Linked DNA regions of Homo sapiens: all the other regions are linked to region 2. A link is a contact called in ENCODE Hi-C data. All regions are on one chromosome and are shown on one strand. Each heading gives the region's core, a stretch centred on a gene start or an enhancer-like site at or near the end of the contact. The rest is flanking DNA. Distances are from core to core; before and after follow the strand shown.

What was found. Hi-C counts contacts between places; a loop is a spot of excess contacts on that map. Pooled maps may share reads with other maps.
Region 1: a map with no recorded cell type shows a loop between it and region 2 (4-fold over the local background). The contact joins the enhancer-like site here to the promoter of FAM78B in region 2. A Hi-C loop is called at or near these places in 7 of 37 single-sample maps with no recorded cell type and 4 of 50 pooled maps.
Region 3: a loop to region 2 is called in a map of B cell, with 5 times the contacts of the local background. The contact joins the promoter of LINC01675 here to the promoter of FAM78B in region 2. A Hi-C loop is called at or near these places in 2 of 168 maps with a recorded cell type or tissue (B cell and naive thymus-derived CD4-positive, alpha-beta T cell), 24 of 37 single-sample maps with no recorded cell type and 13 of 50 pooled maps.

The regions. Positions count from the first base shown.
Region 1 is chr1:165,873,955-165,877,022 of GRCh38, reverse strand. All of the region lies in intron 1 of UCK2 (uridine-cytidine kinase 2), which reads right to left. Among named protein-coding and RNA genes, the nearest start is that of MIR3658, 32 kb to the left of the region's middle. Within about 2 kb of position 1,703, at least 2 of the 41 ENCODE cell types and tissues checked have a DNase peak (open chromatin) inside an H3K27ac peak, as active enhancers do.
Region 2 is chr1:166,165,720-166,168,919 of GRCh38, reverse strand. It overlaps FAM78B (family with sequence similarity 78 member B), which reads left to right and starts at 1,919. Exons shown (of 2, transcript NM_001017961.5): 1 at 1,919-2,934. The coding sequence starts at 2,672. LOC112268276 (a long non-coding RNA gene) reads right to left here and starts at 3,043. Exons shown (of 3, transcript XR_002958633.2): 1 at 2,866-3,043. RefSeq lists silencers at 1,679-2,168, 2,209-2,268 and enhancers at 2,659-2,708, 2,809-2,978, 2,150-3,052.
Region 3 is chr1:166,488,199-166,491,473 of GRCh38, reverse strand. LINC01675 (long intergenic non-protein coding RNA 1675) reads left to right here and starts at 1,435. Exons shown (of 3, transcript NR_146890.1): 1 at 1,435-1,613. RefSeq lists an enhancer at 1,263-1,432.

The sequences.
Region 1 (3,068 bases), core at 454-2,953, 290 kb after region 2:
TGACCTTATTTGGAAAAAAGGTCTTTGCACATGTAATTAAGTTAAATATCTTGAGATGAGATCATCCTGAATTAGGGTGGGCCCTAAACCCCATGACATGTGTCCTTCTAAGAAACAGAAAAGGTGAAGACACGGAGACATGAGGGAAAGCCATATAAAGGTGAAAGTAGAGACTGGGGTGATACAAGAAATGGCAGCAGAAGCTGGGAGACAGGACGGAGGCATGGGTCTCCTTCAGATCTTCCAGAAGAGGCCAACACTGCCCACACCTAAATTTCAGTCTTACAGCCTCCAGCACTATAAGAGAATGAATCTGTCATTTTAAGTCATCAAGATTGTAGTAATTTGTTACTATAGCCATAGAAAACTAATACACCTGTCACTTTTTTAATGGGTATATTGAATTTCTTTTTTTAAATCACAGAGGATGTACTTTCTTCAACTTTTATTTATGTACACTCCTGTACATACATTGTTTTTATCTCCTTACAGAGGATATATGTCATAAAGATGTATCATTGCATTTTACAAACTTGTCCTGCAGAATTTTTCCTGGTGTTTTCTGTTTGCTCTAATGGTAAACTGTTGCTATCTGGAATATAGGCATGTCTACCTAATCAAATATCCTGGTTAATAATTTATCATACTTACTAAATACTCAGAAGTAAAACTATACTGAGCACAGGACTTAATCTACTGTTTCCTTGGTGACGAAGATGTCACTTCCAGATCCAGTGGTGTGCTTCAGGGTCTTCAAAATGAGTAGCAATTACTAGGCTGCAGATGTGTGAAACTGCCATTTAAGAGAGGTGTTGTGTTTCCATAGAAATGCCCAATAAACTTCTGGGCAAGATAGATTTTAAAAAGCAAGAGGATGAAAACTACCCACCTACTACAATGTCCTAAAAAGCAAAATATAGGTCCTTGTGGTGTTATGATTTATAATGGTTTTCAACCAGGTTCCTGGTCCATAACTCCCACAGCCCTTGTTACAGTCTTTTGTGATAATGTTGGGTCAGGAAACAGAATCTCTTTCCTGCCTTCCTTTCACCTGGCCCGAGGCAGGAATCTAATCTTTCCCCACCTTTCAGATTGTGGGTCTCAAACCCTCCCCTGAGAGGGCTAAGCACTGTAGGAAGGAACGTTTCCAAAAAACCCAAGAAAGCTGGGTACAGGGAGTTTCCGGATAGCTGAACACCTGGAGGTTCCTGGAGGGTGGCACACAAGGGAGGGGTTGGAAACTCCGCACCTCTTTCCCCATGCCTTGCCCTGTGCGTCTCTTCATCTGTGTCCTTTGCAAAATATCCTTTATAATAAACCAGTAAACATAAGTGTTTCCCTGAGTTCTGTGAGCCACTCCAGCAAATTAATCAAACCCTAAGAGGGGGTTATGGGAACCTCGACTTGAAGTCAATCAATCAGAAGTTCCAGAGGCTCAGGTTTGCATGTCTGCAGGGGGCAGGGGCAGTTTTAGAGACTTGAGTTTCCAACCTGTGGGATTTGACACTATCTCCAGGTAAATAGTGTAGCAAGTAAATTGGAGGACACTCAACTGGTGTCTGTGCCTTGCTGTGTGAGGAAATCCCCCCTCTCTCACCACAATCGGTCACAGAAGTCTTCCGTGTTAACTGTTGTGGTGTGAGAGTAAAGGAAAAATGTGGTTTCAGAGAGTTTCCCTACATAGTCCTTTAAAGTCAGGCTGGGCAGGGCACACAGGACCTGGCTTGATTCCTGACTCTAACATACCAGTGATATCTCGGGCAACTCAACCTCTTAGAACACTGGCATCCTTGTTTTAAACTGCAGGTAACCATACCTGTTCCACAAATGGGCCATAAGTGTTAATAAGCTACATGCCTAAGATAGTGGCTAGCACAAACTATATGTTCAATAAAAATTATTCTCTTCTTTAAGATCCACCAAATTTTCATTTAGACAAATCTTTCCAGGAAAGTCCATTAGGAAGCTTTTTTTTTTTTTTTTTGGTAACTCAGTTGAAAACTTCATCAATTCATGCCCATTAGTTTTATTTTCTTCACGTCTATAAAACGGCACAAAACTACATTATCATACTATTAAACCACACTACACAATGAAAACAACACACTAGTGTTCATACATTATGTACCAGGAAAGAAAAAGCATCCATTTCCTTAAGAGTTAGTGTTCCTGCCACAGCCACCTAAGAAAACACCAGGGCAAAGGACAGCACCCTCTTCTAGAATGCCCAAGCAACTGCAATGCCTTTCATGTCCTCGGTAAAACAAATCTTCCATTTTAACAACCTATAGATGGAAGAAAAGGAATTCTTACGTTAAAAAAAAAATCTTCCTGTTTTATGGCAGAGGCACCTGATAGCCATAACTGAAGCATATCCTAAGAATGAGAAGAGTGTTGGTTTGGAGTTCCAGGCTAAGAAATCTGAGAGTGGCCAACCTGGAGATTCAGTCTTTGTCTATTAAAGACATCCAAATCCCTGCCCTATCCCTTTTAACGCAGGGGATGGAGACCTTTGTTTTGGGAGGCTGCCAGGGGGAGGATGCTAAATGAAAATGCTATATGAGCTACATGTTTTTTACAAAAGGTAGCAGCATGCTTCCTGCCAAGCCCGCTGCCACTGGACGGCTCTGTACGTGAGTCCCCCAAATAAACCCTATGTCTCATTTGATACCTCCGGGTCTTTTCTTCAGTCTCTCAAACATGGTGTCATCCCTATTGGAGTCAACAGGGGTCTAGCATAACATCTATAAACAATCAAATCACAAAGCATTCCCTCAAGAAGCAGGCTGGGTGGCCCAGGAAATGGCCCAGGTGATTGTGGAGCCCAGAGAATCAGTGCTTATGAGGGCAGCATCAAGTTCCCATCTACCCCTGTCTCTTTTGTTTTTAAAATAAAAGTAGTAGAGAAGTAAATTCATAAAATAGAAGGTTGTCCTCAGAGGATGGGATGCATGAAATTAAGGTTATGGAGGACTGCAATTACTGGTAATGATAAGGTCTAAGGTAGAGGGAGACAATGGCTAAAGTCATTACCTATGTTTACACTGAAATTGCCAAGAACTAAAGGA
Region 2 (3,200 bases), core at 670-3,169:
ATAACAAACCTGCACCTGTACCTCTGAACCTAAAAGTTAAAAAAATTATTCACCAAACCCAGTGATCAAGGTTAATAACACCAGTAAAAAGTCATATTGCTATCATGTACCCCTGACATAATGCAATGAGAAGGCACTTCATCTTCATGGTATTCATCCCCCAAATCCAAAACCCTGGTCTAATCATGAGGAAACATCAGATAAATGCAAATGAGGAACAATTCTACAGAATATCTGACCAGTCCTCTTTAAAAATGTCAAGGTCATGAAAAACAGAGAAAGACTGAGAAGCTGTCACAGATTGAGAAGAATAAGGAGATGTAATGACTAAATGCAACATCATATCTTGGATTAGATTCTAGAGAAAAAAAGACATTAGTGGAAAAACTAGTAAAATCAAAATAAAGTCTGTAGTCTTAATTTTAAAAAGAAAAAAGATATGGTCTATCAACAACCAATTGATTCTTGGACAGTGATTCTGATGCCCATGGTCGACACATAACACCTTGAGAAATGCCTTGACTGTGAGTTGTTTCTCCCCCTCAGTACAGGATGAGTTCTTTCATATCTCTATGCATTTTGCATTTGCCAAATGCTGGTCCTGTACTACTCATTCACCTTTCTCTTTTCAGTGAGACTCTACAGTCTGTCAGTATTCAATTTAAATGTCACTACTTGAGCAAAGTCACACGTAAATCTCTCAGTGGCCAGAGAGCCACTGAGTGGCTCTCTGACCACTGAGGGATTTACATGTGGCCAGAGATTTACATGTCTGGCCTTCCACGGCACTGGATACACAACCCCACTAAAGCAGGTGTCACAGTTTACTATAATAACTTGTTAACAGGTTTATTTTCTCCAGTGATCCATGTGCTCTTTTTCAACTTTGAATCCCTAGTACCTAGCACTATGTTTGGCTCCTGCCAGGCAGGCAGTCAGCCTTTGCTGAATGAAAGGACCAGTGATTGAGGTCTGTGGCTACACGGTAAAATGAGAGAGACGAGTCATCAAAGGGAAAAACTGCTTTTTTGTTAACTATAAAGTGAACCAAGGTGTCAGAACAGTTAAAACAAGGATGAAGAGTGCTTTTAGATCTCAATCAATTTTTAAATTACTCGTCACACCTGTCCTAGCTAAAGACTAACTCTAGCACCTCCTGCGGCCTGTTAGTCAGTATTTCACACTTGGGCAGCAGATCCAGCAAATGTTCAATGATCGCAGAAGAAATACTTAGAAGCTATTGGCTTTGAAAATAAAAATGTAAGAAGATGCCTAGTAAAAGCATCTGCTAAATATTCTTCCTGTTTGGCACATTAGACTGCAGTATCAGACACATGACCGTGGTCATACTGTACACAATGCCCAATGTCTGCCAAAACTCTGGCATATGAGAGACTTAGTGCTGGAGTACGGAGGGATTCTTCCGGTATCCCCACTACACACAGTGGTGGAAAGAAGAGCTTCCAGAACAAACCCAGTCAGGCAAAGAGGCAAATACACTGCATTTAGTAACGCTGCTGGAGCCCGCCCTTCACCCTTTCTGAAGGTAGGATACTAAAAGGGCTCAAGCCTAAATCTAATCCAACAAGCTATATTCTGAATAACGACCAATCTCTGATAAAGCTGTTCCCCTAACCCTTCTGCTGCCCGAAACACTCACTCTACAGCCCCTACTGGGCTACCGGGTTCCCCACTGGACTCTGGACAGCGCCGCGCCCTGCTCGGCCTCACCCACCCGGTGGCGCTTGGGCCCGCCCTAGTCCCCCACCCCCACCCCAGGGCACCACCTACCAGGGCCCCGCCCCGCCTCAGCCCCACGTGCGGGGCCCCACCCCGGCGCTAGCGGCCCTTTAAACACCCCCACCCTTACACATTACCCCCCCCCCACCCGGACGGCAGCCGAATAGGGACAAAACTCATGGCGTACAGCCAGTTTCCTCCGCGGAGCACGTCCTGTGCTGCTCCAGCCGTTGGGGCTCTCCACCCCGGGCCACAGCCTCCTGGCGCCCCCCGGGCCGAGGCAGCCGGGCCGAGGAGTGTCGGTGTGGTCCGGCTACGGGGCGGGGCCGGCGGGAGCTCCGGTCGCCGCCGCCGCCGCTGCTGCCTCCGCCTGCCTCTTGGGCCGCCCGCTCGCCCGCCGCTGGGTGCGCTGCACGCGGGGGGCAGCCGTGGTGCAGAGGTTCATGCAGCGGCGGCGGCGGCGGCGGCTGCTGCTGCTGCCGCCGCGGAGGCAGACAGACCGGGCGCTGCCACCGCCGCCCTCCCCCGGCTCCATGCCGCCGCCGCTGCCGCCTCCTCCTCTCCGGCGAGGGGCGGGGGGCTCCGGCCCGGGGTGGGCACCATTCCTCGCAGCGCCGCTCCCCTCCCTGCCCTCCGCCCGGGCGCTGGAGCCGGCGAGGGCACCCGCCGCCTCCTAGGAGTGCACCCTCCGCGCGCCCTGCCGGAGCGAGGGGGCGGGCGTGGGCGGACGTCGGGGCAGCGGGGACCCCGCGCGGCTGCAAGAGGAGGGGGCTTCCCCAAGGATGCCCGGCGGCTCCCCGCTCCTAGGTGCGAGCTGAGTCTGACCGGGAGCGAGCGGCGCGTCGCCATGCCGGCGTGACGGGCGCCCCCGGCTGCCCGCGCGGGCCCCCGCGCTGCCCCACGCCGCGCCGTGCCGGCACCGGGCTGCAGGATGGGCTGTATCCAAAGCATCACCTGCAAGGCGCGGATCCGGCGCGAGAACATCGTGGTGTACGATGTGTGCGCCACCATCGACCAGTGCCCCACGCGCATCGAGGAGACCTCGCCCATCGTCCTGCGCTACAAGACCCCCTACTTCAAAGCCTCCGCCCGCGTGGTCATGCCCCCCATCCCCCGCCACGAGACCTGGGTGGTGGGCTGGATTCAGGCGTGCAATCAGATGGAGTTCTTCAACACCTACAGCGACCTGGGCATGTAAGCGACTCGCCGCGCGGCACGGGAGCGGACTCTGGGCCCCCAGCTCTGCTTGCCACCTTGACCCCCCTCCCCAGCTCCTTCCTACTGCTGTCCCCATCGTCTTTCTAAACCTTCCTCCCGCCTCCTCTCCCACCTCCCTCCTCCCTACGCTTTTGTTTCAGTGACAGGGCGGGTGTAGGGAGGCTCCTTGCGAAGGCATTTTCTCGTGGTTTGCTTCTGACTTCCCAGAAACGCGAGGAGAAAGGTGCGGGGCGGGAAGAACG
Region 3 (3,275 bases), core at 186-2,685, 320 kb before region 2:
GAATGAAAAGACTGTCACTCTCACATTTTTACTTACAGGCACATCCAAAACCTTCTATTTTCTACTGGATCATTTCCATCAGTAGACAAACATGCTTTTATTTCTCTCATCAAAAACAAAAAGCTAAATACATTTTTTGACCTCCATTGTTTTCTGATCAACTCACCTCCCAATTTCTCTGCTCCTGTTTTAGCTAAACTCCTTGAAATAACTGCTGGTGCTCATAGTTGTCTCTAATTCTCTCCTTCTCTCACCATTGTATTCAGTAGGCTTTTGTTCTCCCTTCTCCACATAAATGACTCTTGTCAAGAGCATCAAGAACATCCTCACTGCTAAGTCTACACCCAGATCCCAGCCATCCTCTTTTTTTTTTTTCCTATCAGCAATGTTTGTCTCACACCATTGGTAAATGGCTCCCCTTGGCGTACTTTCTTTGCGCACTTCCAGGACACCACATTTTCCTGACTCTCTTACCTCCTTGTCTGTTTGTTCTCACTCTCCTTGGTTCTGCATTTCCCAGTCTCTAAATGTTGGAGAGCCCCACTGCTAAGCCCTTTGGCCTTCTTCTCACCCCTTGGTGATAGTAACCAGTCTTAAACCAGGCTTTAAGATCTTTCCTATGCTGACGACATCTACACTAATAACTCTCGTCCAGTTCTCTGCCATGTATATGGATTTATATACTAGACCTTTAAATGTGTTATTTCAAACTTAACAGTCAAAACGGAGCTCCTGATCTTCCCTCCCAAGGGAGGAACTGTCTCCAGTCTCAATTCCTAACAGCTGCTCAGGCCAAAGCCTTGGAATTATCCTTAATTCCTGTTTCTCTCATATCTCACATCCAGTCTATCGGCAAATCTTCCCAGCTGTTCCACAAATATGCGGCATCTGACCACTTCTCAACCCCCACTGCCACCACCCTGCCCAAGCCCCATCTTCTCTCTCCTGAATTAGCACAACAGTCTCATTACTGGGCCTATTGCTTTCACCCTTTGTGAGGGACTAAGTGGCTAAGTTGGCTGGACTTCCTGGGCCAATAGGAACTTCCCTAAGGGGACTTTCCCCTAAGCCAAAATGAGTCACAGCTGCAAGCTAAGGGATTGAAACCTCAACCAATCATATAGGGAGTTTAAGCTCTAGCTGCAGCCTGATGTTTTTAACCAATCAGGCCCGTCAACCCACAAGCGGATTGAAAATAAGCTAGTTATGTAGGACAGAAAAAGGAAAAGACGAGGGGTCATAAGGGGACATAAGCATAAGACAGAAGCAAAAAAACGGCAGCCCTTCCAGGTCCCCTTCCACCACGTGGAAGCTTTACTTTTGCTTTCATTTTACTTTCGCTTTTGCTCTAATAAATCTTGCCACCGCACCCTCTTTGGGTCCGCGGGTTTCTCTAATCTAGCTGTAACACTCGCCACTGCGGCCCACGGCTTCATTCCTGGAAGCCCGTGAGACCAGGAACCCTTCGATCGAGAAAAGACCTTCCATTGGGAGAAGACTTCTCGTCTTATTTCCACCTATAATCTCTTCAAAACATAGCAGTCAGAGTTACCTGCTGAACTCATAAGTCACTCATCTGCTCAAAGCCTCCCAGTGGCTTCTCATCTCACAGAGTAAGTCAGGCTGCTTACAGTGGCCCACGAGGAGCTTCACAGTTTAACTGGCTCTCTAGCTCTCTCTTGCTCTCTCTCTCTCTCTCTCTCAATGACCTCACCCTTCACTTCTTCCCCTTGCACACACTGAACATGCCACACCTCAGACATGCCAGGCACACTCCTGACTCAGGGCTTTTGCCCTTGCTTTTCCCTGGACCTAGGCATCCTTCCCCTAAATAGTGCCAATGCACCCTCTCTACCTTCAAGTCTTTGCTCTTTCTCAAATGCCACTTTCCAAGTCCCTTTCTGGCCCCCTGCTCTTCCTCTTTCTTATTACGCCCTTTTCTTTCCCATGTCACAATCTCTTCTAACTATATAATTGTCTATTTTACTTTATATAAACCTCTTTCGCCAGAATCTGTAAGCTCCAGAAACATAAGGGCTTTTGTTGGTTTTGTGTATTTCCCTATTCCTAGATCCTAGAACAGGGCCTGGCACATGATATAGGCTCAATAAATATTAGTGGTATAGATGAAATTATTAATTCTATGGACCTTCATCCTTCATTGAGAAACAGTGGTTACAGGGAGGGAAGGGGGAAAGAATTGGCTTAAGACCTAAATGATTTACATTTACTCCCTTCAAATGTAAACAACTGCTGACCATATGAATATTCTTGGACAAATCTCTTTATCTCTCTGGGCTTCAGTTCTCTTATGTGTATAAATAATGGGTTAAACTAAGTAGTCTCCATAAACATTCTTACTTTAGTATTCTTTAATTCTCTAAACCTCTTGTCCCTGCACTGTCTCTGGGATTTACTCTCTATCTCTCTCCCTTTTAAATGTTCTTTATCCATTCATCAATTCTATAAGCAATAATTGAGCATATTCAATGGGCCAATCCCTGGTCTGAGCCCTGAGGATATACGGTTGAATAAAATAAGAATTTCCACGGGGGAGAAGGTAAGTGAAGAAAGGCAGCTCATATACTTCAACAAGGTGGTCACTGTTGTCCTATGGAGGCCAGAGCCTTGAGTGTATGTTGGGTGCCGGTGGGAGATGGTGGGGAAGTTGGAAGAGGATGGGGCTGGGCTTCACTCATGGCTGCATAATGCACAGGAAATCCAGAAGCTGACCCTCTATAATAAAGAAGGCTATTGATTTTAGCAGTTTTCTGGTATCAGAGTTCTGGTTTTGTGGCTGTAGTATTTGTAGTAGTGGCAAAACGCTAGCCCATCTCTGCTACAAAACATACAGAGAAGATGAGGCTTCTACAAAAGGCTTAGCTCATTACAGTTGGGGTCAACCTGTCTTTCTGGCTTGATGCCTACCTGAGTGAGCAAGCAAAAAAGATTGCTGGCTGAAGCACTCTCTACCCTGCTCACCCAAGGGCCACCTTAGGACAGCTTCTGACTGATGTTTGGAGAATTTCCCAGGAAGCTAACTTGAGGCAAGGGGAGGACATGAGAAATGGAAGACAACAAATTAAACATTGCCCATCCCTTCTGAAACATACAAAGCCTTCGGAACACCCTCCATTTGCAGAAGATTTATTTCTCGAATTATATATTTAAGGGCCTGAGTCAGTCAATTATCTACCTTCACAGACCTATCTTGCTGCATAAACAGATTTCCATTTCCTGATGCTGTCCTTAAATGGCAAATAGTAAAACACTGG